7 separate regions of the Homo sapiens genome follow, and all the other regions are linked to region 2. Evidence: chromatin loops called from intact Hi-C (ENCODE). Cell type or tissue: PC-9. All regions are shown on one strand.

Evidence for each region. Hi-C counts contacts between places; a loop is a spot of excess contacts. Peaks named below come from ENCODE experiments on the same cell type or tissue, not always from the same donor. Only the 100,000 strongest peaks of a DNase experiment are listed, where the experiment ranks them.
Region 1: it touches region 2 in a loop (4-fold over the local background); 17 of 110 quality-filtered maps call a loop at or near these places.
Region 3: it touches region 2 in a loop (8-fold over the local background); 2 of 110 quality-filtered maps call a loop at or near these places.
Region 4: a loop joins it to region 2, with 6 times the contacts of the local background. A loop is called at or near these places in 54 of 110 quality-filtered maps.
Region 5: a loop joins it to region 2, with 6 times the contacts of the local background. A loop is called at or near these places in 3 of 110 quality-filtered maps.
Region 6: a loop joins it to region 2, with 15 times the contacts of the local background. A loop is called at or near these places in 5 of 110 quality-filtered maps.
Region 7: a loop joins it to region 2, with 9 times the contacts of the local background. A loop is called at or near these places in 108 of 110 quality-filtered maps.

What each region holds. Positions count from the first base shown.
Region 1 is chr14:75,122,620-75,126,619 of GRCh38, reverse strand. It overlaps NEK9 (NIMA related kinase 9), which reads left to right. Exons shown (of 22, transcript NM_033116.6): 2 at 2,397-2,574. Among named protein-coding and RNA genes, the nearest start is that of NEK9, 2.4 kb to the left of the region's middle. In PC-9, no CTCF peak of the experiment used is centred here; DNase peaks (open chromatin) are centred at 789 and 2,399; H3K4me3 peaks cover 1,778 bases; H3K27ac peaks cover 2,788 bases.
Region 2 is chr14:75,575,664-75,579,663 of GRCh38, reverse strand. It overlaps FLVCR2 (FLVCR choline and putative heme transporter 2), which reads right to left and starts at 1,044. Exons shown (of 10, transcript NM_017791.3): 1 at 23-1,044. The coding sequence starts at 691. It overlaps FLVCR2-AS1 (FLVCR2 antisense RNA 1), which reads left to right and starts at 76. Exons shown (of 3, transcript NR_110552.1): 1 at 76-1,887; 2 at 3,119-3,259. RefSeq lists a silencer at 1,099-1,168 and an enhancer at 1,879-1,938. In PC-9, CTCF peaks have their summits at 739 (motif pointing left), 1,623 and 1,829 (motif pointing left); DNase peaks (open chromatin) are centred at 763, 1,053, 1,193 and 1,773; H3K4me3 peaks cover 1,976 bases; H3K27ac peaks cover 803 bases.
Region 3 is chr14:75,905,143-75,909,142 of GRCh38, reverse strand. The region is part of intron 31 of TTLL5 (tubulin tyrosine ligase like 5); the gene reads right to left. Among named protein-coding and RNA genes, the nearest start is that of TGFB3, 75 kb to the left of the region's middle. In PC-9, CTCF peaks have their summits at 2,050 and 2,250 (motif pointing left); a DNase peak (open chromatin) is centred at 2,282.
Region 4 is chr14:75,305,872-75,309,871 of GRCh38, reverse strand. No RefSeq gene overlaps it. Among named protein-coding and RNA genes, the nearest start is that of LINC01220, 13 kb to the right of the region's middle. In PC-9, CTCF peaks have their summits at 1,702, 1,908 (motif pointing left) and 2,761; DNase peaks (open chromatin) are centred at 1,901 and 2,741.
Region 5 is chr14:75,792,922-75,796,921 of GRCh38, reverse strand. It overlaps TTLL5 (tubulin tyrosine ligase like 5), which reads right to left. Exons shown (of 32, transcript NM_015072.5): 27 at 3,822-4,000. Among named protein-coding and RNA genes, the nearest start is that of TTLL5, 130 kb to the right of the region's middle. In PC-9, CTCF peaks have their summits at 2,170 and 2,972; no DNase peak of the experiment used is centred here.
Region 6 is chr14:75,708,928-75,712,927 of GRCh38, reverse strand. The region is part of intron 9 of TTLL5 (tubulin tyrosine ligase like 5); the gene reads right to left. Among named protein-coding and RNA genes, the nearest start is that of TTLL5, 50 kb to the right of the region's middle. RefSeq lists an enhancer at 940-1,049. In PC-9, CTCF peaks have their summits at 1,598 (motif pointing left) and 3,532 (motif pointing left); DNase peaks (open chromatin) are centred at 957, 1,617 and 3,517; H3K27ac peaks cover 886 bases.
Region 7 is chr14:75,652,230-75,656,229 of GRCh38, reverse strand. ERG28 (ergosterol biosynthesis 28 homolog) reads left to right here. Exons shown (of 5, transcript NM_007176.4): 3 at 1,254-1,344. Among named protein-coding and RNA genes, the nearest start is that of ERG28, 6.6 kb to the left of the region's middle. In PC-9, CTCF peaks have their summits at 1,709 and 1,908 (motif pointing right); a DNase peak (open chromatin) is centred at 1,919.

The sequences.
Region 1 (4,000 bases), 450 kb after region 2:
TCGTGAGCTTAGTGCTTTAGGCGCCCACGGGGTATATGTCTTAGGGTCTTCACCACTCTTCCCACTCACCGGCACTAGAAATTGGCTAGATCATTGGTTTGACTAGTCATTTTTGATTGTCCTAAGTCACCTAACCGTCTCTTGAGCTTTAGTTTCCCCATCTGTAAAATGGGCTTACTGATAATACCTTGAAATCATCTTTTTCTTTTTTTTTTAAGATTATCTTGAGAATCAAACGAAGGCTCTGTTCTGTAAATTAAAGTGGTATACGAATGTGAGGTATTGCCAAAACTTCCTTCCTCTCATGCTGTATATATAGTTCTCCAAGGTCGGGGTGAGGAGGAGGGGCATAGCTTCAAAATCCCCACACCCGTGGCAACTCCGTTATTTTTGTCATTATCTTTAAGTTCAGCAGTGATCACTCAGTTGGAAGCTTTTCTTGAAGCTCATTGGGAAGATCTTTGTGTGTTGGTTCTTTATCAGTGTTTATCTTGCAGGGTTTATGCATGGGAAATACTTTGTTGGTATATTCTAAGCCATTAGTTCTTAATTTGGGGGGCACAAGGACCCCTTTGATAACCTAAGCAAAGTAATCTTGCCCCCTCCATCAACACATTTGCACATATGCACATCCTTTGGAGAGATCCATGGATCACGGAATCCCAAGTTAATATATACTAGTGTAAAACCCTGCAGTGATTATTCTACTTCCAAAAACTAACGATACACTAGATTTGATCATAAAATCTTACTTTAGGGTAAACATTTAATGAGAACTTGCTGGGGTTGCTGAAGGTGATTCATCCGTCGGAAATCCATCTGCAGTTCTGGTGTGTGTTCCAAGCCAGCATACTTTTAAGGCTGAAAGATGGAGAAGGAGAGAAGTGGTTGCAAGAGAATATTTTTAAGTGTTCTTTTTTATCCTGATGCCACGTTAATGTATGATGTTAGAGTTAGTTATTCTTAGTAGTCTGTTTTCTTTTTTGCACTCAAAATGAGAAAGAGGAGATAAGGATTGTTATTTCTATATTTTAGTTAGAGAAACTAAAACAGTATACTTAAGTGACTTGCTCACTTAAGTTACAAGTAAATCTTGGACTAGAACTAAAGTCTCACATCTTGCCCATTGCCTTTTTATTATTATCCTGTTGAACTTGATTACTGGGTTGGTTTTGAGTTAAATTTGATTACACTTCCCAAAAATTGCATAGCGTTGTCCATATCACCAAATATTTATTAGATCTGTGAATTTACAAAAGTTCAGAAGCACTCTTTTTCTCTAGAAGCTTATATTTCAGTAGGAAAATAAGTTGACCATTGTTAGTAAACAAATAGCATTAAGTTGCATATGTAGAGATATGAAAAGAATGAACAAATATCATTTCAGTGTATGGGGTCTAAAAATTAAAGACATGGTTACAGTAAAAGCTTCATCAGAGTCTTTTCAAAAACACTGTAAAGGCTTGGCAGAGGCATTCAAAAGGATGGGGAGGGTTACATAGGTGGAGATGCTCCTGGGCTAGGAAGCAGGGTCAGCAAAGAATGAGGCGAGGCACAGTGGCTCATGCCTATAATCCCAACACCTGGGAGGCCAAGGTGGTCGGGTCGCTTGAGGCCAGGAGTTCTAGACCAGCCTGGGCAACACAGTGATACCCCATCTCTTAAAAAAAAAAAAAAAAAATTTAGCTGAGTGTGGCAGTGCGTGCCTGTAGTCCCAACTACTGGGGAAGCTGAGGTGGGAGGATTGCTTCAGCCCAGGAGTTCAAAGCTGAAATGAGCTATGACTGCACTCTAGTTTGGGCAACAGAGTGAGACCCTATCTCTTAAAAAAAAAAAAAAAAAAAGATAGTAGACATCAGGAGCTACAGGATACATAAAAGTATGAGAGGAGATTATAGAGTTGCAAAAGGGGTCATGACTTCTCTTATCCAGAAAGGGTAGGTGAAAATCACTAGGGAAGTCTAAATTTATAAAACTAGAGGCAAGTTTAGTATTTTCATTTTAGAAGCTGGGACCAGCTATAGATAATTGCTCCCCAGTTCTCTGCTTCTCCAGTATTCTTGCCCTGCCATAATCACCATCATGATTAGCAGTCTGTCATAGTATCCTCAATAGAATCTTTTTGAGATCTATCCCCAGCCCATATTTTTACCTGGAACTGACATCATGCAAATTAAGTATGACAACAACGTTTTAATGCTTTACTTCCCCTGTCCTGCAATAAATTATAATGCTAAATTGTACACATAACCTTTAAAGTCTGTTAAAAGGAAAAAATAAGAGGAGTCAGTCTGTGCCCCTCTAGGAAGTTTTCCTTCTAGGCTTACAGATCTAGGTGTGGATTCATTTGCTGCCAGGCAAGAGGAAAAGCACGATACCTCTGTTACTGTGTTTAGGATGACTCACTGGTTGTGTGGAAGGAAGTCGATTTGACCCGGCTGTCTGAGAAGGAACGTCGTGATGCCTTGAATGAGATTGTTATTCTGGCACTGCTGCAGCACGACAACATTATTGCCTACTACAATCACTTCATGGACAATACCACGCTGCTGATTGAGCTGGAATATTGTAATGGTAAGATAGAGTTCAGTGGGACTTTTCCAGCAAGACTTTCTTAGACTCATAATTACGTTGAGGAGAAGAATATAAGAAGAGACATATACAGTGATAAAAACTTTAAATGAATTTCTAGAGTTTAAGAGAAACTTTTCAGGCCTTGGAGAATTTTTGAAGTGGTGTACGAAATAAGGAGAGGGATTTTCCCCTGCATACCCAAATTTTCTCTTGTGATTACAGTTCCATTTTCAAACTATCTTTTCTTTGGTTGGATTTTACCTTTATTTTTCAAGGTTTTTCTTTATGAAATGACATTAGTTAACCAGAGTGTGGCTTGGCAGCACTTGATACAGTATTTAATAAGATCTTATAGGTGATATTTATTTATATTGTCTTCAGCTAAAGCTATCCTATTGAAAAGTGGTCCAAAGATCATAACTGAGTGAAAGTAATATATAGTAAAGCATGGCCCTATTTATCTGGTCCCTGATTTCTTCACATCATTTTGCTTGTAAGATAGCAATATAGCCTAGTTGTTAAGAAAATAGACTCTAAAACCAAGTTTCTCTACTTTCTAGCTCTATAACCTTGGCAAGAAACTTAACTTCTCTGTGCCTCAGTTTCCTCATTTTATTTTTATTATTATTATTATTTTTTTTGAGATGGAGTTTTACTCTTGTTGGAGTAAAGGCTGGAGTGCAATGGTGCCATCTTGGCTCACCACAACCTCCGCCTCCTGGGTTCAAGCAATTCTCCTGCCTCAGCCTCCCAAGTAGCTGGGATTACAGGCATGCGCCACCACGCCCAGCTAATTTTTGTATTTTTAGTAGAGACAGGGTTTTGCCACGTTGGCCAGACTGGTCTCGAACTCCTGACCTTAGGTGATCCGCCCACCTCCGCCTCCCAAAGTGCTGGGATTACAGGCTTAAGCCACCATGCCCAGCAGTTTTGTCATTTTAAAATGAGTTTGTTGGCCAGGGACAGTGCACACCTGTAATCCCAGCGCTTTGAGAAGCCAAGACAAGCAGATCACTTGAGCATAGGAGTTTGAGGAAAGCCTAGGCAACATAGTGAAACCCTGTCACTACCAAAAATACAAAAAATTAGCTGGGTGGTGTGCACCTGTAGTCACAGCTACTTGGGAGGCTGAGGAGGGAGGATGGCTTGAGACTGGGAGGCAGAGGTTGCAGTGAGCTTGTGAGCTCAGACCGCTGCACTCCAGCCTGGGCGATGGAGCCAGACCCTGTCTCAAAAAAAAAAAAAAAAAAAAAAAAGCTGGGCGTGGTGGCTCACGCCTGTAATCCCAACACTTTGGGAGGATCACAAGGTCAGGAGATCGAGACCATCCTGGCCAACATGGTTAAACCCAGTCTCTACTAAAAATAACAAAAATTAGCTGTGCATGGTGGCGCGTGCCTGTAATCCCAGCTACTCGGGAGGCTGA
Region 2 (4,000 bases):
ATTCACAAACTGTTCTACCTACCTGATTGCCAAAGACAGCCACGGAGCAGGCTGTTGAAACCTCATTAGCCCCGAACCAGACGGAAGCGATGCGGGAGGGCATGCCCAGGATGAAAACCTGGGCCACAGAGCAGATGAGCTGGCCCACCACGGTGACCGGAAAGAGATGCGGCTTCAGGCTGCCCAGCTTCACCCAGGCCCCCAGGCAGTTGAGAGCCGAGCCAGTGAGAGCAATGGTGCGCAGGCCGAACTTCTCCAGCAGCCAAGCCACTGGCAGGAGCAGAGGGATGTAAGTCAGCATGTAGCACATGGACAGCCAGTCAATGGCAAAGGCACTGACACCGTAGAAGTGCATGAAGATGTTATTGATGGAGCCGTACTGGATCCACTGAAAGGAGTTGCACATGGAGTAGCAGCTAAACACCAGGACCACGGCCCAACGGCGCCTGCTCACCTTGATCACGCTGAGGTCCTCAGGGCCCGAGCTACTGGGGTGAGCCAAGCCACTGGGTTGGGCTAAGGCACTGGGGTGGGCCGAACTGCTGGGGTGGACAGAGACGCTGGGGTTGATGGAGACGCTGGGATGGACCGAGACGCTGGGATGGACCGAGACGCTGGGGTCCGCTTGGAGTGCGGACTCCGGCACAGGGGTGTCATCGCTCTCTTCCTGGTTGGGACCTTCATTCACCATCGCCACAGTCTCCTCTGGAATCCTGGAGAAGTGGTGAGGACTCCGGCAGTCTTAAGGGACAGTGGCCTCTGCTGGTCTCTTAGAGTTGAAAGGACACTTGCCTATTCCAGAAGAAACAGAGACTAGAGGCTGCGTAAAAGCCTCAAGTGGGGCTTCCTGTGCTCACCTCCAAGCTCCTGCTCCCACTTTTGCTTGGGGCTCTCTGTTGCCACCCGCGGCGATCGCTGTCCCAAGGCCGGCCGCACACGCCGCAGCCGGCTCCGGACCGCTCCTGCCTTGGGTCTCCCCACGAGGCGTTCCTTGTGCAGGAAAAGTTCTCTCCTTGCGCAGCCACTTCGCCCGCAGAGTCCTCTCCCGGGCCAGCTTGGGGCCTCGCCCAGTCGGGCACACGTGACCGCCCCGCCCCCGTCCTGCCTGGCTTCTTCCGCCCCCAACCCCCCCGCCACCACTCCACCCCCGACCCAGTGTCTCTTGCCTTCTCGAGCCCGGTCCTCCGGGCAGAGCAGTTGTTTCGCCACAGCTTGCGGGATGCATTCCTCCCCCACGCCCCGGGCGCCATGGAAACCGCCCGGTTAACCCCCACCCTTTGCACTGCCCCTCATATTCATTTGCCACCCGCTATCAGCGGACCCTGCAAGAAGATCCGCCTTCCCGAAGTAATGCCCAAAATAGAGCCTCTCCGGTGCCTGTCCGCATGCCCTGCGCGCGTGCACCAAAGCCCGGCGCCACCTAAGTGTTCTGGGGAATTCAAGAGGGATTCCCCAACTTTCTCCCCCTTGGCTTAGGCTCCCAGCCCTTTGCTGAACTAAAGAGAGATTTGTAGATTTCCCGGGCTGGTTGCGCTCCTGGGTTAAAGGGGAGTTACAGAAAACTCGCTTTACTCGCTTCTTTCCCTGCGGACGTGGTTTTGTCTTGGGGAGGTTAGATTTGAACCTGTTATGTGGGGCTATTTTTCCTGATGGATTCTGGGCGAAGACCCTAGGGTGCGGGGGAGGGAAAGGAGAGTTTGAAGAAGCCGAAGAAGCTGTCCGCGGTTGTGTGATGGAACGCTTAGCACAGAGCTGGCTCCGGGCTTGGTCTTGGAAGCGGTCTTTGAACTCAAGCAGCCCTAGTCTGCCACCTGCCGGTCCTAGCCCATTTCAAAGGGCAAACCCTCGACTCGTTGCACTGACCTCTGTCCTTGGCGAGGGATCCTGGTAAGGAGCCCAAATTCTCCCTGAGTTCAAACACCAGCTTAGCTACAATGAGGTGCCACTGTAGACCAAGGAACTCCACCTCTCTGCGCTTCAGTTTCTTCATCTGTAAAATGGAAATGATGAAATAATAGTACCTACCTCACCGTGTTGTTCTGAGACTTGAATGAATTAATACACGAATGCACTTAGAAAATTCCTGCCACATAGTAAGCATTCCGCGAATGCTGGCTATCCTAGCAAAAAGCTAACATTTGTTGTACAGTGCTAAACAAATTGAATGCATTAGCTCATTTATGCATCACAAGAATTCTGTGATAAAGTTACTATTGCTGGCCTAAATTTTATAGACAAGAAAACCCAGACTCAGAGAAGTGAAGTAACTTCTTTCTGAAGGTCCCAGCTGGCAAGAAGAGCCATAATTCTCGTTCAAGTCTGTAATCATTCAAGCTGTAGCCTAGCTATTCAAGCACAGTCTGTGGTTAGCAGCGTGGGCACCTGTGGGAGCTTTTTAGAAGGCCAGAATCCCCTCCAGTGTTAAGGCCTTAAAAAACAAAACGGCAACCACAAAACAACCAAGAAGGTTGTCAGGCCCAACCTAGACCCACTGAATTGAAAGCTGCATTTTAACAAGATGCCCAGGAGATTCATTTGTTTACACATTAAATTTTGAGAGCTACTGGGCATCACTGCTTCTTTATTTTTTTTTTCTTTGTTAAACTTCAGACCAGAAAATGAATAACTTGAAGCTCTGGGAAGTGGCTCTCCATTTTGTCTGCACATTAGAATCATATGAAGAAACTCTTAATATCCCAAGTGTTCGGGCAACACCCCATTTAGCGATCTCCGAGGGTGGACCTGAACATCTGCATGTCACAAGCTCCGCTGGTCATCCAAACGTGCAGCCAAGTTAGAACCACTGATTCCCAGGAGAGAACTAGATTCAAATGATCACTCCCTGCTTGAAGGCACCTACTTTTTGGTAGAAACTATAGAGTCTTGGATTATAATGGAATATTTGGAGAGGGAGTTCAGACTCAGATCTAAGAATTTCTACAGTAATTTAACATCTCGTATTGTCACTATTCCTCCTGTGTTTCCCATCATTCTCCAGGGAGCACAGAACTCTGTTCTTTTAGAAGGCCTTCTGAGACCTCTCACTGCTTCTTTTCCCTCGGTCATCATGGGCCTCTTCCAAAACTCTTCATAATATATTCTTAACTTCATTTTACAGATAAGGAAACTGAGGCCTGGAGAGGCGGGTGTGTTACTCAGCGTCCTATAGTGAAATAGCATCAGAACAAGCAGCAATAAAATGGGTGCTCCTTCCACGTGGCCTTTCCCATGAGCTCTTCTGGGGCAGCCCTTCAGCTTGGTGAGAGATTCCAAGGGGTCTAACCTGGGATTCAAGTGAGATTTGGAATTGCTTTTGTGGTGGAACGAGCTGGATCTGTTGTGAGATCTGGGTTGGGTCTGCTTAGACTTGAAGCTCTGTTTTGTCATTCTTAGCTTTGGTATCTTGAGCAAGTCACTTGACCTCTCTATTCTTCAGTTTCTGAATCTATCAAATAAGGATTAAAAATACCTGCCTCCAGCCTGGCACGGTGGCTCACACTTGTAATCTCAGCACTTCGGGATGCCGAGATGGGTGGATCACTTGAGGTCAGGAGTTCAAGACCACCCTGGCCAACATGGTGAAACCCCGTCTCTACTAAAAATACAAAAATTAGCCAGGTGTGGTGGCACATGCCTGTAATCTCAGCTACTTGGGAGGCTGAGGCAGGAGAATCACTTGAACCTGGGAGGCAGAGGCTGCAGTGAGCTGAGATGGCACTACTGCATTCCAGCCTGAGAGACAGAGCGAGACTCTGTCTCAAAAACAAAAAAACAAAACAAACAAAAACCTGCCTCATAGAATTGCTGTGAGAATTAAACAAGCTAATATGCATAAACTGTTTTCAATAATAATGATCATATTCTGGGAGCCACCAGGGTAGGGATGACTCTTGGCTGATTCCTAATGTGGGGGGTAGGGTGTTGGGGTCATCTCTATAAATATTGGGTAGATACTACATAGAGAGAAATATTCTGTATTCATCCCATTGAAAAAACATGT
Region 3 (4,000 bases), 330 kb before region 2:
AAAGGCACTCTCTCGCCTGGGCCTGCAAGGATCCCAAATGCCAGGGCACTAAGAATACAGAAAATGGCCAGGTGTGGTGGTTCACGCCTGTAATACCAGCACTTTGGGAGGCCAAGGCAGGTGGATTGCTTGAGCTTAGGGGTTCGAGACCAGCCTGGGCAATATGGCAAAACCCCATCTCTACTAAAAATATGAAAAATTAGCTGTGCATTGTGGCACATGCCTGTAGTCACAGCTACTCAGGAGGCTGAGGTGGGAGGATCGCTTGATCCCAGGAGGCGGAGGTTGCAGTGAGCCGTGATCACACCACTGCACTCCAGCTTGTGCAACAGAGCAAGACCCTGTCTAAAAAAATATATATATACATACAGAAAATAAGAAAATATAGTTAATATAATTAGCCCTCTGATGAACAGACAAATACAGAATCTAAGAAAACAAAGAACAATGTAGGTATTTAAATATGACACTTGCCCTGGGCAGCATACAGGGGTCATACACAGGCTTTGCTCCTAATATCCTTCAGCACAGCTCCCTCCACTCTGATAAGGACAACTGACGTTTTTCTCAGTTTTATAAAACATGTAATGCAAACACAACTCAAATTCTCTAACCTGACTGCCTCTCTAAACCCACATATGAAGAGGTTCTAGGACTGTCATGGCCGGTGATGACATTCGTTCGTGATTATGGTTGAAGGGACCTCTGCTGCCTGCACTGCATTTGCAATAAAAAGAAAGCATGCTTCAGGTGAGGGCTGAGGCCTGTGGGGTTCTGCCTCCTCACTTTGTAAACAACCTAATTCTTCTGCTCAAGAGATGCAGCCCACTGCCATCGGCCACATGCCAGGCTGGTGGGCCTGACTCTGCAGCTTCCCAGCAGTGACAGTCGTGTCATAGGAGCTGGACTTCTGAGACCCTCTGATCCACTCTGTCCTCTTTGTCCATACACACATGCTGTCTCATCGCCTCAGCTAATCACAAAGCACAGCATCAGTCATCCCTCGCTTATACACAGCTCAGGCTCAGCATGGCTGTATCTGCAACAGAGATCAAAATGTTGAGAAATGGGCTCTTTCCCAAGGCTTCTTTTGCTGATGGTCCCATTTTGCCATGTAATGTTCAGGGTGGATTGTAAAGGATACTAATGAATGAGGTTCAAGGAAAGTGATATTATAACTGTGGCAGGTCCAAGTATCACAGTCCTAGAAGCAGATGGACATGAGTACTTCTTGGCAGGCCATCAGTTTAGTTTGGAGCTTGGTGTCACATTTGTTCTTCTGGCTGCCAGTCTCCTAAGGGAAATACTGACCTTCTTGCTTTAGTCTTCTATATTTTATTAGTTGTTCATCATTGGACAGGCTGCTTAGTATCAGAATTAAAGGGCCATTGGCTAAGAATTACCAAAAGAACTCTGGTTGTTTTCAGTTTCTCCAGTAAATTTTGGTATATGACCAAGCCATGGATTTGGTGTTCCCTTCTCTCTTCTCATTCCTTTCTGGGAAGAGTTTAGATGGGCTAGGGAAAGATATTTGAAGCTTGCTGATCCAATGTAAATGAATCCTGTGGTGGGTAAATAATTTTCCTCTCTCTTTTGCACTCCTGGGGTATTCTGATGAATAACGTTTCTCAAATAAGTTTATAAATATTCCCCCAGAGGTAAGAAGAGTATTAGCCTCATGGCAGGTGTGCCGTTAATGCATCAGTGTGTAGGGCAGAACAAAGAGGAAAGGAATTATCAAAGCCTTGAAGTTTCGCAGAATTTTCTGGAAAATTTTGAAGGCCATGGCTGGGAACAAAATACTGACGGCAGTGCTGGTGAAGTGTGGAAACAGCTTCACAAAATCAAGTTAGACCATGCCTTCGGTGTATGAGCTTTTTTTGGTTGGATGGAGGATGAGGTTTACAGTTTGTTTTGCTGCTAATTATAGCATATGTTTATTTAAGTAACTCAGCAAAAACACAATTCATCAACCTCACCAAAATTTGAAAAAAAATTTGTTCCCTCCCTGCCTCCCATAATCTGAAAGTCCAGTTTATAAATTCTAGTCTAAAAGCCTTAATAATAAATATCCATTCTCTTTTGCAACTACTGCAACTTTACCTTCAAATATCATGTTTTCCCATATATTATGTTATACTTTGTGATAACTCAATTATGGTTTTAGTTTCTTTATTTGAATTGTCTTAAAATCCTCGTATTTTTAAACAAAAGCCTCTAGTAATAGTAGAGAAAGTTCTTACTGCCACAGCGCCACCTACTGGTAGACCATTATAGGAGCAAACTATTTGGAGCTCAACTTTGACCCAGTTTGGGAGCATCCTTCTAAGTTTTGGTTTATAAAGCCCCAACTTCACTGTCATTTTGAGAAGCTAGAACTTCTTTTGGTAGCCACTAAGTCTCTTGCTGTAGTATAAAGTCAGCAAGTGAAAATGATAAAAATATGCTCTTATTCTTACCGTTACCTTAAATTGGCCCTGACTTCACCGACTTTGATTTTCTCTGTCCTATAACTGTAGCAAGGGCTTCAGATTGTGTGGGCAAGGGTTTGGATGTGGCGAAAATAACTTGGGGAGTATCCAAAGATCCTGAAAAATGGAAAAAAGTATCTCTACTTAACACTACATTTGATTTTGGCCCAAAGGACACAAGGTAAAATCTGAAACTAGGTTAAGGGGATCACCGTTCCCCCAGATAACGCCACCCCACTTCCTGTCAAATTCCAATTCACAGTCTCTCTTTTGCTTTTGAACAGCGTAAAAGTGGGTGATCAACCCAAATTCTTACCCCTCTGGCTCTGGAAAGAAAATCTGGGGAGCAATCAGGGGTTTTATGTGACTGTACTCCAGATCCACCCAGGAGCTCCAAAAACTATACAACACGTGGTGAAAAGAGTAAGAATCTGATCATGAAAATAGGCCATTCTGTTGAGAGCTGCCAGGCAAGTAATTTTGCTTGAAAGTTAAAGTGACATCTAGATCCTTAGGGTTTTGGCTCCACAGGGTTTACTATATAGTAATGTTCCTTTCTCTTGTTGTCTCAGGGACCCAACGAAGTGGGCAGTCAGAGTCACACTGATGTGCTGTTGCCCCATCCCCATCCAAAAAGCACAAAGCTATAGTACATTTTACTAGGGCCAGAAACAACGAACATTTAATAAGGACACTGCTCACTGCTTGCACATGAAATCCATCATTGATTTTCTAAAGGTGGTAAGGTCCCTTCCACCAATTGCAGACTACTAAGAGCTTAAAAATAAAAGGAGGGAGAGGTTGGGCTCCAGAACAGGAAAGGCTTAGGCAGAAGCTAAGGGGCAGGGATGAGGGCAGCTGCTGCGGCTTCAGACTCCTACAGTAATGGTAGTTTACATTATCAAATCAGCATGAGAGAAATGTCAGTTATCTAATCTGTTGCTCTCTGCTATTTTAGTTTACCATCACCACCTCAGAACTCAAGAAGAACACCACAGTTATAAAGAAGGAAGGCCAACGACTTTGGCTTTGGGCCAAGAGCTCTCACTCCAGCTTCCTTCTCAAGTTTCCAAATTTGCTGACTCTAAAACTTCCCTTCCACAGCAAACTACTAATATAAAGCCTGAGGTTGGTAAGTCAAGGAAAAACCACATTCATGGAGTACTCCAGGTACTCTGCTAAGAGCTTTCAATTCACTATCTCATTTAATGTTCATAATACCAAGAATGCCATTAAGCCACCATCTATAGGAAAGGACTCTGAGTTGTTTTTCAACAGTGCCCTGGGACGAATCACTATCTCATTCAGACTGCGAGAGAACAGTCACACAGCCGAAAGCCTGGCAGGCAAGACTTACAGGAAGAATTAAGGAACTAGAAAACAGACTTCTGCTATAGTCTTGGACTCAATATCATGTTTAACGGATTGAATTAACTGGACCAGATGGGCTAAATACCTTTCAAAGATGGTTTAGGGATTCCTACATAGGCACACGCTTCCCAGGTCTCAGGGAGAGGTGTAAACTTTTA
Region 4 (4,000 bases), 270 kb after region 2:
CAATGGATCCGCCCACCTCGGCCTCCCAGAGTTGGGATTACAGGCATGAGCCACCGCACCCAGCCATCTGCTTTGAGATACAAAAAAGATGTTTCTGGCCTGGCGCGGTGGCTCACGCCTGTAATCCTAGCACTTTGGGAGGCCGAGGCAGGCGGATTGCCTGAGCTCAGGAATTCAAGACCAGCCTGGGCAACATGGTGAAACCCCATGTCTACTAAAATACAAAAGAAATTAGCTGGGCGTGGCGGCGTGCACCTGTAGTCCTAGCTACTCAGTAGGCTAAGGAAGGAGAATTGCTTGAACTCGGGAGGCAGAGGCTCATGCCACTGCATTCCAGCACTCCAGCCTGGATGACAGAGCAAGACTCTGTCTCTCAAAAAAAAAAAAAAAAAAAAAAAAAAGATGTTTCTTGTGCATCAACCTTTGAAGCTGTGTAACAGCAGCCTCAGCTCCTCATCTGTAAAATGGGGATAAATAATACCAACAGCCAGGTTATAAAGGGCTTAGCTCAATTTGCATACTTACTGAGCTACTATCATCAGCAACTCCCACCTATGCCTTTTTTCTGATGATCCCGACACTTTTCATAAGAACTGCATCATAGGCCGGGTGCGGTGGCTCATGTCTCTAATCCCAGCACTTTGGGAGGCCAAGGCGGGTGGATCACCTGAGGTCAGGAGTTCAAGACCAGCCTGGCCAACATGACAAAATCCCATCTCTACTAAAAATACAAAAATTAGCCGGGTGTGGTGGTGGGCACCGATAATCCCAGCTACTTGGGAGGCTGAGGCAGAAGAATCACTTGAACCCCAGGGGGCAGAGGTTGCAGTGAGCTGAGATCGTACCACTTCACTCCAGCCTGGGCAAAAGAGCAAAACTCTGAAAAAAGAAAAAGAAAGAAAGAAGGAAAGAAGGAAAAGAAAAGAAAGGAAAAGAAAGGAAAGGAAAGGAGAAAGAAAGAGAGAGATCGCATCATTGCCGGGCACAGTAGCTCATGTCTGTAATCCCAGCATTTTGGGAGGCCAAGGCAGGCAGATTACCTGAGGTTGGGAGTTCAAGACCAGCCTGACCAACATGCAGAAACCCCGTCTCTACTAAAAATACAAAATTATCCAGGCATGATGGCGCATGCCTGTAATCCCAGCTACTCAAGAGGCTGAGGGAGGAGAATTGCTTGAACCCAGGAGGTGGAGGTTGCAGGGAGCCAAGATTGTGCCATTGCACTCCAGCCTGGGCAACATGAGCAAAACTCCATCTCAAAAAAAAATAAAAAATAAAAAATAAAGAATCACATCATTGAGTCAGTTAACACATATTTATTAAACACTCTAATGGGTCAGCACTGTGCTAGGCACTAGGGATAAAATGATAGGCAAGAAAGACACAATCCCTACCCTTTGGGAGCCTCTGGACTAGTAAGGGAGACAGACAATGGTCAAATAACCACACAAAATGTAAAATTACTTCTGTGCCATGTGAGTGAAGCCATCTCAGACCCCCCAGACCAGTTCATCCTGCCGCTGAATACCACGGAGGATCTCAGTCATTGCTGTAATCAGCAGAAAAATTCCCAGCCAAGTCCTGCCTTCATCCCTGATCTGCAGAATCATGAGCTATAGGAAATCAGTGGCTCTTTTAAGCCTCTCCAAAGTAAAAATAATTGCATCTCTCTTAGGTGCCTAAAGCATTAAGAGGACAATTTTTAAAAAGAGGAAATAAACTGCATTTTAGTCCTTTTTTCTAGTTAGGAAACCAGGGCTGAGGTAGGTTTAGATATAAGAATGCAATGATTTGACCTGCTAAATCCTAAAGCCTAAAGTGAATTCCATCTGCCATCCTGCAGAAACATCCTGGCGGTTTCCTTCAAACCTTGTTTTGCTGAAGAGCGCCCTCTTCTGGCTCGGGACCCTTCTCCAGCCACGCTGCCTCCTGCGGCTGCAGCTTTTGGGATTGTAGGCTATGGCGTCCATTCCTCCACCAAACCTGTACTGAGCACTGAGGCCCTGACAATACAGCCGGAATCAGACACCGGCTCCCCCACCTGTGGGGCTGACAATCATTTGAACTGAGTCTCTGAGATTGCAGGGCAAGCACCGTGACTCTCATTTAACAAAGAAGGAACTGAGACAGGGAAGGTGGCTAAAACTTTGCTATGTTATTGATGATTTACCGCTGGATTTTAGGGCTTAGGGAGACAAAGAACCTTCCACTGAACATTAGATTGGGCCCACGTTTCTCACTCTCCAAAACCCACCCTGCCGGTCACCCTCGGTTCCAGACCTCAAGTCCCTTCCATCTTGGGAAGTCTCCTCATGACGCTCCAATGTGCCGTTCTTATTGTCACCTCCGCACTTCCCAAATACCTTTCCATGCCACCTGCCACTTCATCTCTGTAATGACTCTTCTCCAAAGCCCACCCTCAGCTTCCCTCTTCCCTAAGATCTTGTAGCGCCCACTGGAGGGTCCCCTGGTGTCCCTCATACTATGGACTGTAATATACATTTAGAAACAATGTATGGAAGCATTTGGAAAAATATACCTCTTTGTATATGCTGGCCATGGAGGGCAGAGAGTAGTTCCTATCTGACAGGGCTGTTCTTTAACTTAAATGATGAGTTTGAAGCACTTGGCACACAGTAAACACTCAGCACATGATACATATTGTTTAACATGTTCAGTGTGGTTACCTGCTTAAAAAACAGATGGTCCTCATAGCATCTAGTGTCATCTTGCACACATCATAAAGAGACAGAACCCTGCCACCGTGTGGAGAGCAGGGCTCACACAGGAGGTATCATGCCCGAGACCCAGGATATGTTTAGGAATACATAAACATGTTTTCATTTCTTTTGAAAATCAGAAGAAAAAAATTAACTTTTACATTGAAAAAAAGTTTTATTTTTTTTGTTTTGTTTTGGAGTAAGAGTCTCCCTCTATCCCCCAGGCTGGAGTGCAGTGGTGTGATGTCCTCGGCTCACTGCAGCCTCCTCCTCCCAAGTTCAAGCGATTCTCATGCCTCAGCCTTCTGAGGAGCTGGGATTATAGGCGCCCGCCACCACGCCCGGCTAATTTTTTGTATTTTTAGTAGAGACAGGGTTTCACCATGTTGGCCAGTCTGGTCTCAAACTCCTGACCTTAGGTGATCCACCCGCCTTGGCATCCCAAAGTGTTGGGATTATAGGCGTGAGCCACCATGCCCAGCCTGAAAAAAAGTTTTAATATATAATATTAATATATTTTTCTTTATACCAATGTAGTCATAAAATATAATTTTATAATTATATTAATTGTTAATCAATATAATTATTAATTAACTTGACTATTATCAAGTGATTTTTGACAAAAGTGCCAAGACCATTCAATGGGGAAAGGACAGTCTTTTCAACAAATGGTGCTGGGAAAACTGGATATCCACGTGTAAATGAAGTTGGACACTTGCCTAACACCATATGCAAAGATTAACTCAAAATGCATCAAAGACCCAAATGTAAGGCCTAAAGCTGTAAAACTCACCGAAGGAAACACAGGAGATAAGCTTCACAACATTAGATTTGGCAATGATTTTTCTGGATATGACACTTTTATTGCATAAGCAATAAAAGAAAAAATAGACAAATTAGACTTCATGAAAATTTTTAAATTTTGTGCAAGAAAAGACACTAGCAACAGAGTGAAAAAGCAACCCACAAGATGAGATAAAACATTTGCAAATCATATAGCTGATAAAGGATTAATATCCAGAATATATAAAGAACTCCTAAAACTCAACAACAAAAAAGCAAACAACCCAGTTCAAAAATGGCCAAAGGACTTGAATAGACATTTCTCCAAAGAAGATATATAAATGGCTAATAAATAAGCACAAAAGATGTTCGACATCACTAGACATTAGGGAAATGGAAATCAAAACTACAGTGAGATACCACCTCACACCCATTAGGATGGCTACTATTAAAAAAAAACACACAAGACCATGCACAGTGGCTCACGCCTGTAATCC
Region 5 (4,000 bases), 220 kb before region 2:
ACCAAAAAAGAGCCTGCATAGCCAAAACACAACTAAGCAAAAAGAACAAATCTAGAGGCATCACATTACCCAAATTCAAACTATACTAAAAGGATATAGTTACCAAAACAGCATGGTACTGGTATAAAAATAGGCACATAGACCAATAGAACAGAATAGAAAACCCAGAAATAAAGTCAAATACTTAACAGCCAACTGATCTTTGACAAAGCAAACAAAAAACATAACCTGGGGAAAGGACACCCTATTCAACAAATGGTGCTAGCATAACTGGCAAGCCACATGTAGAAGAATGAAACTGGATCCTCATCTCTCACCTTACACAAAAATCAACTCAAGATAGATGAAAGACTTAAATCTAAGACCTGAAACCATAAAAATTCTAGAAGATAACATCAGAAAAACCCTTCTAGACACTGGCTTAGGCAAAGACTTCATGGCCAAGACCCCAAAAGCAAATGCAACAAAAACAAAGATAAATAGATAGAATTTAATTAAACTAAAAAGCTTCTGCAGGCAAAAGAAATAATCAGCAAGGAAACAGACAACCCACACAGTGGGAGAAAATCTTCACAAACTATGCATCCAACAAAGGACTAATAGCCAGAATCTACAAGGAACTCAAACAAATCAGCAAGAAAAAAATAATTCCATCAAAAAGGCTAAGGACATGAATAGACAATTCTCAAAAGAAGATATACAAATATCCAACAAACATATGAGAAAATGCTCAACATCACTTATTATCAGGGAAATGCAAATCAAAACCACAATGCAATACTACCTTACTCCTGCAAGAATGGCTATAATTAAAAAGTCAAAAAATAATAGATGTTGGCATGGAAGAGGTGAAAAGGGAACACTTTTACACTGTTGGTGGGAATGTAAACTAGTACAACCATTATGGAAAACACTATGGAGATTCCTTAAAGAACTAAAAGTAGATCTACCATTTGATCCAGTAATCCCACTACTGGGTATCTACCCAGAGGAAAAGAAGTCATTATATGAAAAAGATACTTGCACATGCATATTTATAGCAACACAATTTGCAATTGCAAAAATATGGAACCAGCCCAAATGTCTATCAATCAATGAGTAGATAAAGAAAATGTGGTGTGTATATATATACACCATGGACTACTACTCATCCATAAAAAGGAACAAAATAATGGTATTCGCAGCAACCTGGAGGGAGCTGGAGACCATTATTCTAAGTGAAGTAACTCAGGAATGGAAAACCAGACATCATATGTTCTCACTTATAAGTAGGAGCTAAGCTATGAGGACACAAAGGTACAAGGATTATATAATGGACTTTGGGGACTTGGGGGGAAGGGTGGAAGGAGGGTGAAGAATAAAAGACTGCACATTGGGTACAGTGTACACTACTTGGGTGATAGGTGCACCAAAATCTTGGAAATCACCACTAGAGAGCTTATCCATGTAACCAAACACCACCTGTTCCCCCAAAAACCTACTGAAATAAAAAAAATCGTATGTACCCCATAAATATATACACCTATGTACCCACAATAATTTTTGAAAAACTACTAAAAAGTACACTTTATCTAAAAACTTGTTTCTAACCAAATTAGAAGCCATTTACTATTGAAAGCCTTTTATGGCTGAAATAACAATATTTTCCACATATATTGCATTTAGAGGTTTTGCATAATATCCTCATGACCCTGTTGTATTTTCCTCATCAATCAGTGAAGACCCTGAGGTTAAGAGAAGTTGAGTGAACTGCTCAAGATCACACAGCTAGTCAGTGGCAGGAGAACAGTAGAGTGAACTGTCCAAGATCACACAGCTAGTCAGTGTCAGAAGAGTAGAATGAACTGTCCAAGATCACACAGCTAGTCAGTGTCAGAACAATGGAATTAACTGCCCAATATCACACAGGAGTCAGTGGCAGGAGAACAGTGGGGTGAACTGCCCAAGATCACACAGCTAGTCAGTGTCAGAAGAGTAGAGTGAACTGTCCAAGATCACATAGCTAATCAGTGACAGAACAGTGGCATGAACTGCCAAAGATCATACAGGAGTCAGTGTCAGAATAACAATGGAGTGAACTGCTCAAGATCACACAGGAGTCAGTGGCAAGTCTCTGGATGGCTAATCTAGCTCTTTCTCCACTACTCCATCCTGCTTATTACATCCTACAGCACCTCCCTCAGTACTGACCACCCTATTACCAAGACTCTAAAAGTTAACACTGACATCTAATGGCAAGTTCAGATCCCTACAAACCATAGTCTAATGGACTTTTAATTCGCTGGCACTGAAGTTCTTTATAGACGAAAAAAATGAACTGAAGGGGGATGACTTCCCAATCAGGATACAGTCACCTTGGATTCCTACAGGATTAGGATCTTTTCACTTTGTAGGCTTTGCAGTCTAGTGAACGATAGGAGCTAGATAGGTAAGCACTAATATTGGCTATTTTGGGTATTTTTTTTTTTTTTTTACTACAATCACAAAATCTCAATGTCTTGGTGCTTCTAGCTGCCCATTTATAAACCGGAAACATATAATCTAGTTAGTGACCCAATGATAAAAGTGTAGCAGAGCACTGGCCTTTCCCGTCTCATAGCCACTTATTTAATTTGAAAATTCCTTCCCATCATATCTTAGTATCCTATTCCCTCTTCCCATAATTCTATCACTAAAATCTAACTACCCAACTCCCTCCAAGAATCAACATTGTTCTTATAATATTCTTTGCTTCCTATTTCACATTAGGCCTTCTTATTTACTCCCTTCAAACAACTAAGGATTTGAGAAAGAAAATAATTACTGCTTCACACGCTGGGATGAGGCTGAAGTAAAACTAATTCCATGAGAGGCTTAGCTTTAGTTTTGGTCCTAAATTTTATACAGATAAGTAGGGTACCACCAGGGAGCAGTGTGTTGCCTACTTTTAGCATGTACTTAAAGTAATTTTCAGCTTCACTTTTTTCGAGACTTGATTATCACTACAGAGTTACTACCAATTAAGGAATTTGGCACATCAGCAACATAGCAAAATATAACTGTGGAGTTAAATTATGATAATTCCTTTGGAGGACTTTGATGCCATTTAACATTAAGGAATAAGAGATATGGCTTTTCCTTCAATTAAACACCATAGGGATAACCAGCAAGAAGGACAAAGAGAATTCACAAAGCTCTTGAAAGTGTCATCTACCTTCACTGTGTTGCAAGATTGTTAATATCTATATAGCATAAGGACAATATCCTGTTATTTATTTCTATCCACCCAGCTTGTTGAATGACCTTGATCACATCACTTATTTCAGCCTCAGGTTCCCCCATCTGTAAAATGGGGAGAATGATATTATATTGGATAAGGGTATAATGAAATATGAAATTAATCAGTTACCCATAAAACATCCTGAGATCATGAAATAAGAGGCAGTATAGAAAAAAATTTTTTTAAAGGGTAATGTTATAAAATTCTGGTAAAAAGATTTATAAGACTAGAACTCACTGGAAAATTTTACCAAAGAAAAGAACTTATTTTTAAAGATCCTTTAAAATTATATTTACAGATGAACATTCAAGTCTGTTTATCCATGAAATAGGTACATCATATCCAGTAGCAGACTTACTTCACAATGCCTGTAACAGAAAGTTATTTTCTTTAAATTTGAAGAGGAAAAACTTGATAATTTAGCTTGAAACCAACTATTAATAATACTCATTCAAGAGGCATCAGTATATGGGAATAGTAAAGACAGGGAAAGACAAAGTACCCTGTCATTAATTCTATCCTCAGGTCCAAAGAGCTCTTGGACACCCCAGACCATCCGTACCTGTTGGGTGAGGAGGTTGATGTGGCTGGATGGAGAATACTGTCTCGCTGCCTGCTTCTCAGCTAGCCGCTGAAGTTCAGCTGTAACCATACTTTGGTTGTACCGTTTGCTATATAAAGAAGCATCTTCTCCCTCTTTTTGTGTTTTGGCTATTCCTGAATGATGCTTGTTTAGATAGC
Region 6 (4,000 bases), 130 kb before region 2:
TATTTGCCGCCCCCTCCCCCCTTTTTAACCACAATGAAAACAAATATGAATTGTTTTGGACAATATCTTTATTTTGACAATAAATTTTTAAATCACAAGTTACATTTCCTTTTCGCTTTCTAATGTTTCTCACTGAGAATCAAGATAGTGATCAAGATAATTTGATCAAGAGAATCAAGATAATTTGTCTAAAAGTCTGAATGTCTGTGTGGAGAAAAGATTTCAATGTTTGGCATATGGTAGGGACTTGGCAAACATTAACTGAAACTGCACTGGAGTTGCTTGCTCCAAGATCTTTACCAATATGGAACCAAAACAAGAAGGAAAGCAGAGAGTTAGTGGGATCTTTTAAACTCTCTTCCCCTATTCAAAAACCAGTTTGTTCTTCTAAGAATATGACCCCACATGTTCTTTTTTTTTTTTTTTGTCCTGCTGTTTTCTTAAAAACTTTTTTTTGATACCAATATCTTCTTATGGTCAGAGTCACAGGCATTCTAGATGTAGAAGCTTAACATCCTCTTTGGTAGTTATATTTTCTGACAAACATTCACTACAAATGTACCAAGAAAAGAGAAGGCCAGCCTCGACCTCGCTGTGGCACATGAGTTATCCTTCAACAGGTGTAGGCATTTTGAGTCAGAGAGGCCTGGACAATGAAGAGACAGCACCTCAGGCAGCCTTGCCAGGAGCCACTGGGTTTCATCCTGGCCTGACCCAGAAAAATCTTATGGAAGAGAACAAGAGGCCCAAGAGCTCTCTGATCTGCTGTCAACCAGCTGCAGCCGGGAGACTGCCAAAGCGCTGCAGTGACTAGGCAGCGCCCTACAGAGCCGTCTGGGAGGGGATTACCAGCCTGATCCCTTGTCTTTAGAGCCAGAAATGACTCAAACTTCACAAACAGCAAGGGCCTGCCAGGGAGGGTGACAATGAGCACTGGAAAGGGTTTTCTCCCCCTTGTTGGTGTCTCTTCCCCCCTACTTGCTGCTGTGGCAGATTCTGGACAGTGTGCAGCCTGTGAGGTAATCTGAATTCCTTGGCAACCAGCAAGTACCTGAATTCTTTCAAAACCACAGGAATCCAGCAGAGAAAAGGTAAATATCCCTGCAGAGCCAGTGTTAATTAGCAAGGAAGGCTACTGAAGAAGGAACTGGGGGTGGGGAGAAAGGGAAAGGCACTACAAATGTTTTGGGGTCTTTTCTGAATTTCCACTGAATAATATGGCTGAGGCAGAAAAAAGGCCATTCCAACCGGGACCTTCCCAGAATCCTCTCTTCCCACCTCCGCCGCATGGGTGGAACTCAGCTCCCTGGATGGATACTTGCATGCCCCCCAAGTTGCTAGAGCTGCCTATCTTTGGGTCTCTGGCAACATATTTAGTTTTTAACTCCATTTTGTTTTAATTTTTTTGAAATTTTTATTTTTCCTGTTTCAGTGAAAATCTGGCTATTAGCTTCATCTCAGAAAGGGCTCTGTCAACTCATCTAAACCCAATACTGGATCCACCTAAAGCTGTAAAATCCAGGACAAAATCTTTTTGGAGTCCACCCCTGACAGGAAAAAGAATCTGCACCATTTTGGTAGAGCATAGCACCCCTCTGTGGAAACTGAGTGTCCCCTGGTGGTGCAAAACAGCAACACGCAAGTAAAATTCAAAAGCACAGGGGACCTCTGAGGGCTACTGTGGGAATCACAAAAAGCTGCACCCAAATACCAGGGGGACAATTGCAACACTTCTTCAATACTATACCCACACATGAGAAAACAGTGAGAGCTCTCCCACTTCTTATGTTAATAAAACAATAAGGACAACTGAAAACACTCATCTATACAGAAACTAGGGTTTTCACGAATTTAATTTTGTGTTAAAAAATTTTACACAAAATAACTTATATCACAAAACTGTCTTGTGAAATGAATTTAATCTTTCTGTCGCCTAGTATTAATTTGAGGTCCAAAACAGAAGTGATAGGGTGTAAGGGAATTCATTTCTAAAGAAGGAAATGAATTGTATTTGCCTCCTGTTCCGTCTCTTTAGGAAAGATTATGGTTTTTCTTGTTGAGCCTCAACGTAACCCAATAATCTCATCCCAAACTGATGATCTTCAGTTATGTCTACATAAATTACATGTGGCCCAAGATAACTAAAAGCTGCAGATCTGGAGATGCTACAGACTATCGACATAGTTGAACAGACTCTGAGGGTTACAACAAAGCAAGTGAATGTCAAGATACATAATTAGTGAAGACACAAGAACTTAGGCACATTGAAATTACTGCACGGAACAATGTGCCCTCGCAGGACTCCCGCAAACAGTGCATCATATTGCCATGCGTTATGCTTTTGTAAAGCTTTGATAAAGCTTTTATATTCACCTACACTTTCAGGTAAACCTAACCAAAGCCCTGAAAATTCATGTGGCTTTCTGGTTCTACTTGGTCTGAGTTTTTTAAAAGCTGTTTTTCTAATTATTCTGTGAAAAAACATCCATTGTGTGTGTGTGTGTGTGTGTGTGTGTGTGTGTGTGTGTATAAATTTTTTTGTTTCTGCTGGAAGCAAAAGGGTTATACTTAATTCAGTAGATTCTGACTTCCAACACACAACCAGTAGCCAAAGCACTTGCATATTTGTAGTAAATTCTATAATAAACATTGGTACTGTTGTTCTCATGTTGTGCTCTGAACCAGAAAGGTCTTAAAATTATGCCAAATTTTACCCATAGAGAGGGCTGTTAATATTGTAGGTGAAAATATCTTTGGAATATTAAGCAAAACATATTGCTATGATGTCCTTGAGAAACAGTGAAGCACAACCTCCATCTCTTTTCTCTATTCCCAAAGTCCAATTTTTGGCAGGACATAATCAGTTTCTAAAACTTGACACAGGAGAGAAGTGAAGGTGAGGATGAGCAGAGGAAGGAGAATGATGAAACTCATAACACAAAAGAGAGAAAGCTCAGAAGTCTCAAATTATAAAGCTGAAAATCCTCAGAACCTTGCATATCTGAGAAGTCAGGACTGTATTTTACCATCATTTTGTTTTAAATAATATAGGGAATAGGCTTTTTCTTGGTCTTTTTTTTTTTTTTTTTTTTTTTTTTTAATGAGATGGGGTCTCACAATGTTGCCCAAACTGGTCTTGAACTCCTGGCCTCAGGCAATCCTCCCGTCTCGGCCTCCCAAAGTGCTAGGATTACAGGTGTGAGCCACCACGCCTGGCCAGGAATAGGCTTTTATACCTAATTTTGTATAGTGATACTTCAAAACGTGAGAGCACGTGTGTCTACAAATATTATCGACAATTTCTTTCCTATAAAAACCTGATTAGAGCTAGTAGTCAGCTCATGTTCAGATGCCTGGTCCAGCCCTTTATCTAATAACTGCGAGATGTTTCAGTTCTTCCCTTTCTCAATTTTCAAGGAAGAGGCCAGAACTAGGGAGTTTTGGTAGTCTCCAATGTTCCCAGGGCTCAAACTCAAAATCTCAGTTAAGAATATGACAGGACTTATAAATGCTGTGACTGCCACCTAGAGGCGAACGGAACACAGAGCTCCACCAGCGAGGTTTGGTTAGTCTGCTCTCACTGATTTCAAGTCATAGGATACATGTGAAAAAAACTAAGTCTCTAAAATCATTAAAAGACCATTCTAAAATAATAGTTGTCAGAGTACAATAATATCTGTCAAAGCACCTGTACATAAATAGGTAGCCTTCTTTTATCCATGGTATTTCCCATCTTCCAATTGCATTTTCTAAAATACAGAAACATACACAGACCAGGCTTTTTTAGCTTGTCGTGACCACTCACAGATGCAAATCACCTCCTAAACTGCTATGCTTTATAACAAGCTTGTCCAACCTGAGGCCCACAGGCTGCATACAGCCCAGGACAGCTTTGAATGTGGCCCAACACAAATTTATAAAGTTTCTCAAAATATTATGAGTTTTTTGCAATTTTTTTTAAGCTCATCAGCTATTGTTAGTGTATTTTAGGTATGGCCCA
Region 7 (4,000 bases), 77 kb before region 2:
TTCATGGTACTCTTCTGAAAGTAGCAGTGCTCTAAAGTGTCCCACAGAATTTCACCTCATACCTAATCTGGTTAGGGCTGGTTGAGTACTCTTAACTAGAGAAACGTCCTTAGTCTTCTCATTATCAAATTGGTTTATAAAGAATATAGCTATCCAGGGCTAATGCTAGATATTTGGTTGGCATATGGAATTTTTTCTCACTACCATCTAATGGTCTTCAGTATTGTGAATTTGGGAGAGCTGTCTGATTTTCCAAAGGCTGGAAAAATCCTTAAAGCCCAAGTAAACATTAGTAGACTTTTCAGTTGTCAATTTTGTCCCTTAAAATTTATCTTACTCAGCAGGTAGTAGACCAGCAAAGGAAGTATCTTTGCTTTCACTGTTTTGGCATCCCCGAGCCACTGGATGCCTTAGCTCAATGGTTTTGCATTTAAATTACCCAAACAGGGAGTTTCTAGAAAATACTTATGCCTGGGGCCCTCCTCCAGAGAATACGATATAGTTGGTCTGGTACCCAGGCCTTGTAATTTTATAAAACTACCTCAGTTGATTGTAATAAATGCCCAAAGTCAAGAACCACTGTTATGGTGGAATATGACCTATACTTTCAGGACAAGATATTTAATACAGCAATGTCAGAACAAAGCTACCAACAGCAGGATGCCCCCAGCAAACACCAAAGAAACAGTGCTTTGTCCCACTGCCATGCACACAGGAAACCAACCTGGTATTGGTTCATCCAACAGCATAGATCTGGATGCAGGAAGAGACCCAGGCACTCACATATCTTAAAGACCATATATGGGCATCTAAATTGGTCCCCAGTATCTCTGAGTTCTCTCCTGGATCAGCCTTGAAAGTCTGCTGGCCTCCTGGGCATCTTGCATTTCCAGATCAGTCTCTACAACGTTCCCCAAAACCTGTCCTGATCCAGACCCTCTAGGCTTCCAGGACAAAAGGGGTAAATTACTATATCTAGGAGTTATTTGCCTAACTGGGCTCTTTGTGGGTTTCCACTCTTGGAACTTCCCTTCCAACTGTAGACATTTGAAGAGAATCTGAGAAGTTCTCATTCTGGAATTCCTTCTATTCCTTCTAGTTCCCATGTTGCCACTAGGACCTCCATCCTGCCCAGCCACAGAGAGGTCAGGTCCAGCTCCCTATCTCCCATGAACCACCAGTGAAATAGGAGGAGTTTGGAAGGAACCTCAAGTCTCCCCTTCTGAACACTCTTGCTTTTTTCTGCTACACAGTGAATGGCCTCCAAGCTCGGACCTTTGGGATCTGGACGCTGCTCTCATCAGTGATTCGCTGCCTCTGTGCCATTGACATTCACAACAAGACGTATGTAAGGGAAGGAAGAGCTTTAGCATCCTTTTGTTGGAAATCAGATGCGAGGCATACCTGTTACCTTGAGTAATGGGAACTGTTAATCATTTTAATGCATTAGCTTAGAATGTGAATAATAAAAAACTCACAGGTTACATTCCCTCCAAGCCTAGAAAACATAGTAGACCTAACAGGTCTTCATTAAAGTCTGAAAATTCTTTGGAACTGACATAGCAAACTGGCAGGCCATTATCCAGTGGCCTGCATCATGCCCCTCCACTTCTTTATGAAAGAATCAGCCCTTCTTCTACTAAAGAAGTAGAGTGGTATGCTCTTTTTAGAGTAGCCACCCACACATACCTTTCTCACATTCCTCCTTAAGAAGCAGGAATGAACAGAAATCACAATCCATGAAAAAAGAGGAACCCACAAGTAAACTGTTGTATGTGTATGCAGCATCAGCAGGTGAGGGTGAAAGAGAAGCTAGGGCTCCTGAATCTACCTGTCTTGGGTACTCAAACAGACCAGGGTGGAACAATTGCAGGCAATCAGAAGCCATAACCAGTGCTGGCCACTAGAGGGGGCTCGAGCTTTCTTCCCAGCGGGAGTCATCATCACACTCTAGGTGGAAACAGTTTGTTCAGGTCACCGAGGGAGGCTATCTGAATGCCAACTTCACATTAAAATGTTTTTCTGTCTTATCCAGGCTCTTGGCATCTGGGGAAAACAGGAGGCGATAATATTTATTGAGCCCCTCTTATTATGCTGAGCTTTTATCTACGTGATCTTGATTAAGTCTTTTCTTAGCAGCCCTGGAGGTCATGATTTTCATTCCTGATTTTGCACATCTAAATATTAGAGATACAGTTAGTTTAAAGAAAGACTGACTCAAGTGAGATTTGAAGCAGGGCTATTAGCCGTTTGATCTCTTCAACCTTATTTTTTTTTTTAATTTTTTTTCAAACTTGAACCTGCAGTTTACTTGTCCTAGAATGACACATACTTTTGGAAGCAGTGTGTTTAGTTCTGGGCCCAGTTCTGTTGGTAACTAGCTTTGCAGTAGCAAGTCCATTATTCACCTTCCTTGCACCTTGGCCTCTTCATCCATAAAATGAGAATAGATATCTGTTCTACCTCTCAGGGTGACTAAGAGGAAGGGAGGATTGAACAATCATTTTAAAGACCTGTACCACAATGAAGAATTGCTGATGAGTATGAGGGATATATCTTTTGATTGTTGTGCTTTTGAAGTGAGCGAAGACAACCCAGACTTATCTCTTTTTTTTTTTTTTTCTGAGACAGTCTTGCTCTGTCACCCAAGCTGGAGTACAGTGGCACAATCTCAGCTCCCTGCAACCTCCACCTCCGCCTCCTGGGTTTAAGCCATTCTCCTGCCTCAGCCTCCCCAGTAGCTGGGATTACAGGCGCGCACCACCATGCCCCTCTAATTTTTGTATTTTTAGTAGAGACAGGTTCTCACCATGTTGGCCAGGCTGGTCTCGAACTCCTGACCTCGTGATCCACCCACCTTGGCCTCCAAGGTGCTGGGATTACAGGCTTCAGCCACTGTGCCCGGCCTGACCCAGACTTATCTTTACCTCAGTTACCATTTACTTTCACCTCTCCCCACACAGGACAGCTGCAAACGCTGACTCCTGTTTCTAGACCTTTCTAGCCTAGGACTTTGATCGATGCACTTCTGATGTGCATTCTGATCCTATTCCCTCCCTAACTAGAGACTGAAAGTCAACACACATACATATTGTTTCCACAATGGGCCAGGCGCGGGTGGCTTCTGCCTGTAATCCCAGCACTTTGGGAGGCCAAGGTGGGCAGATCACTTGAGATCAGGAGTTTGAGACCAGCTTGGCCAACATGGCGAAACCCCATCTCTACTAAAAATACAAAAATTAGCTGGGCGTGGTGGTGTGCACCTGTAGTCCCAGCTACTCCAGGAGGCTGAGGCAGGAGAATCACTTGACCCAAGAGGCGGAGGTTGCAGTGAGCCAAGATTGTGCCACTGCACTCCAGCCTGAGAGACAGAGCAAGAGTCTGTCTCAAAAAAAAAAAAAAAAAAAAAAAAGGTGTAAAAATATGCACAGGAGAGATACAAATCAAATGTAAGATACCAGTTACTTGTGGGGATGAGGGAGAACAGACTTAGAGCAGGATAAGTATACACAGGATGATTTAACTCTTCTCTGTAAGTTTTTATTAGAAGAGTCTGAAACAAAATGTCAAGATGTTAAGATCTGAGGGAGCTGGGTGTTGGTTGCATTGGTGTTCATTATAGTGTTCAGTAATTTTTTTGTATGTTTGAAGTATTTCATAATTTTAAAAAATTTTATACTAAAAAGATATCAGCAAACAAAGTGGTCAGTCACCTAGTAGCCTGTCTCTTCTCTACCTTATAGTCAAAGCTGAAAGATAAGTTCTTTTCCCATGAGGTTGTCACCATGTCCTCAATGTGACTACTTTTCTAGGCTAAGGCACAAAGTAACCAACGTATATTGCAAGAGCATCTAAAAGCCCCAGAGGTGTCCTTGCTCCTTACTCCCCATGAGGCCGTTCGTTCTGTGGCATCCATCTTATAAACACCGACAAGTGCATGGCCAGATGCCTGCCAGGTGGGATTAGACTGCAGAGTCAACCAATTTGGATAAATAGAATA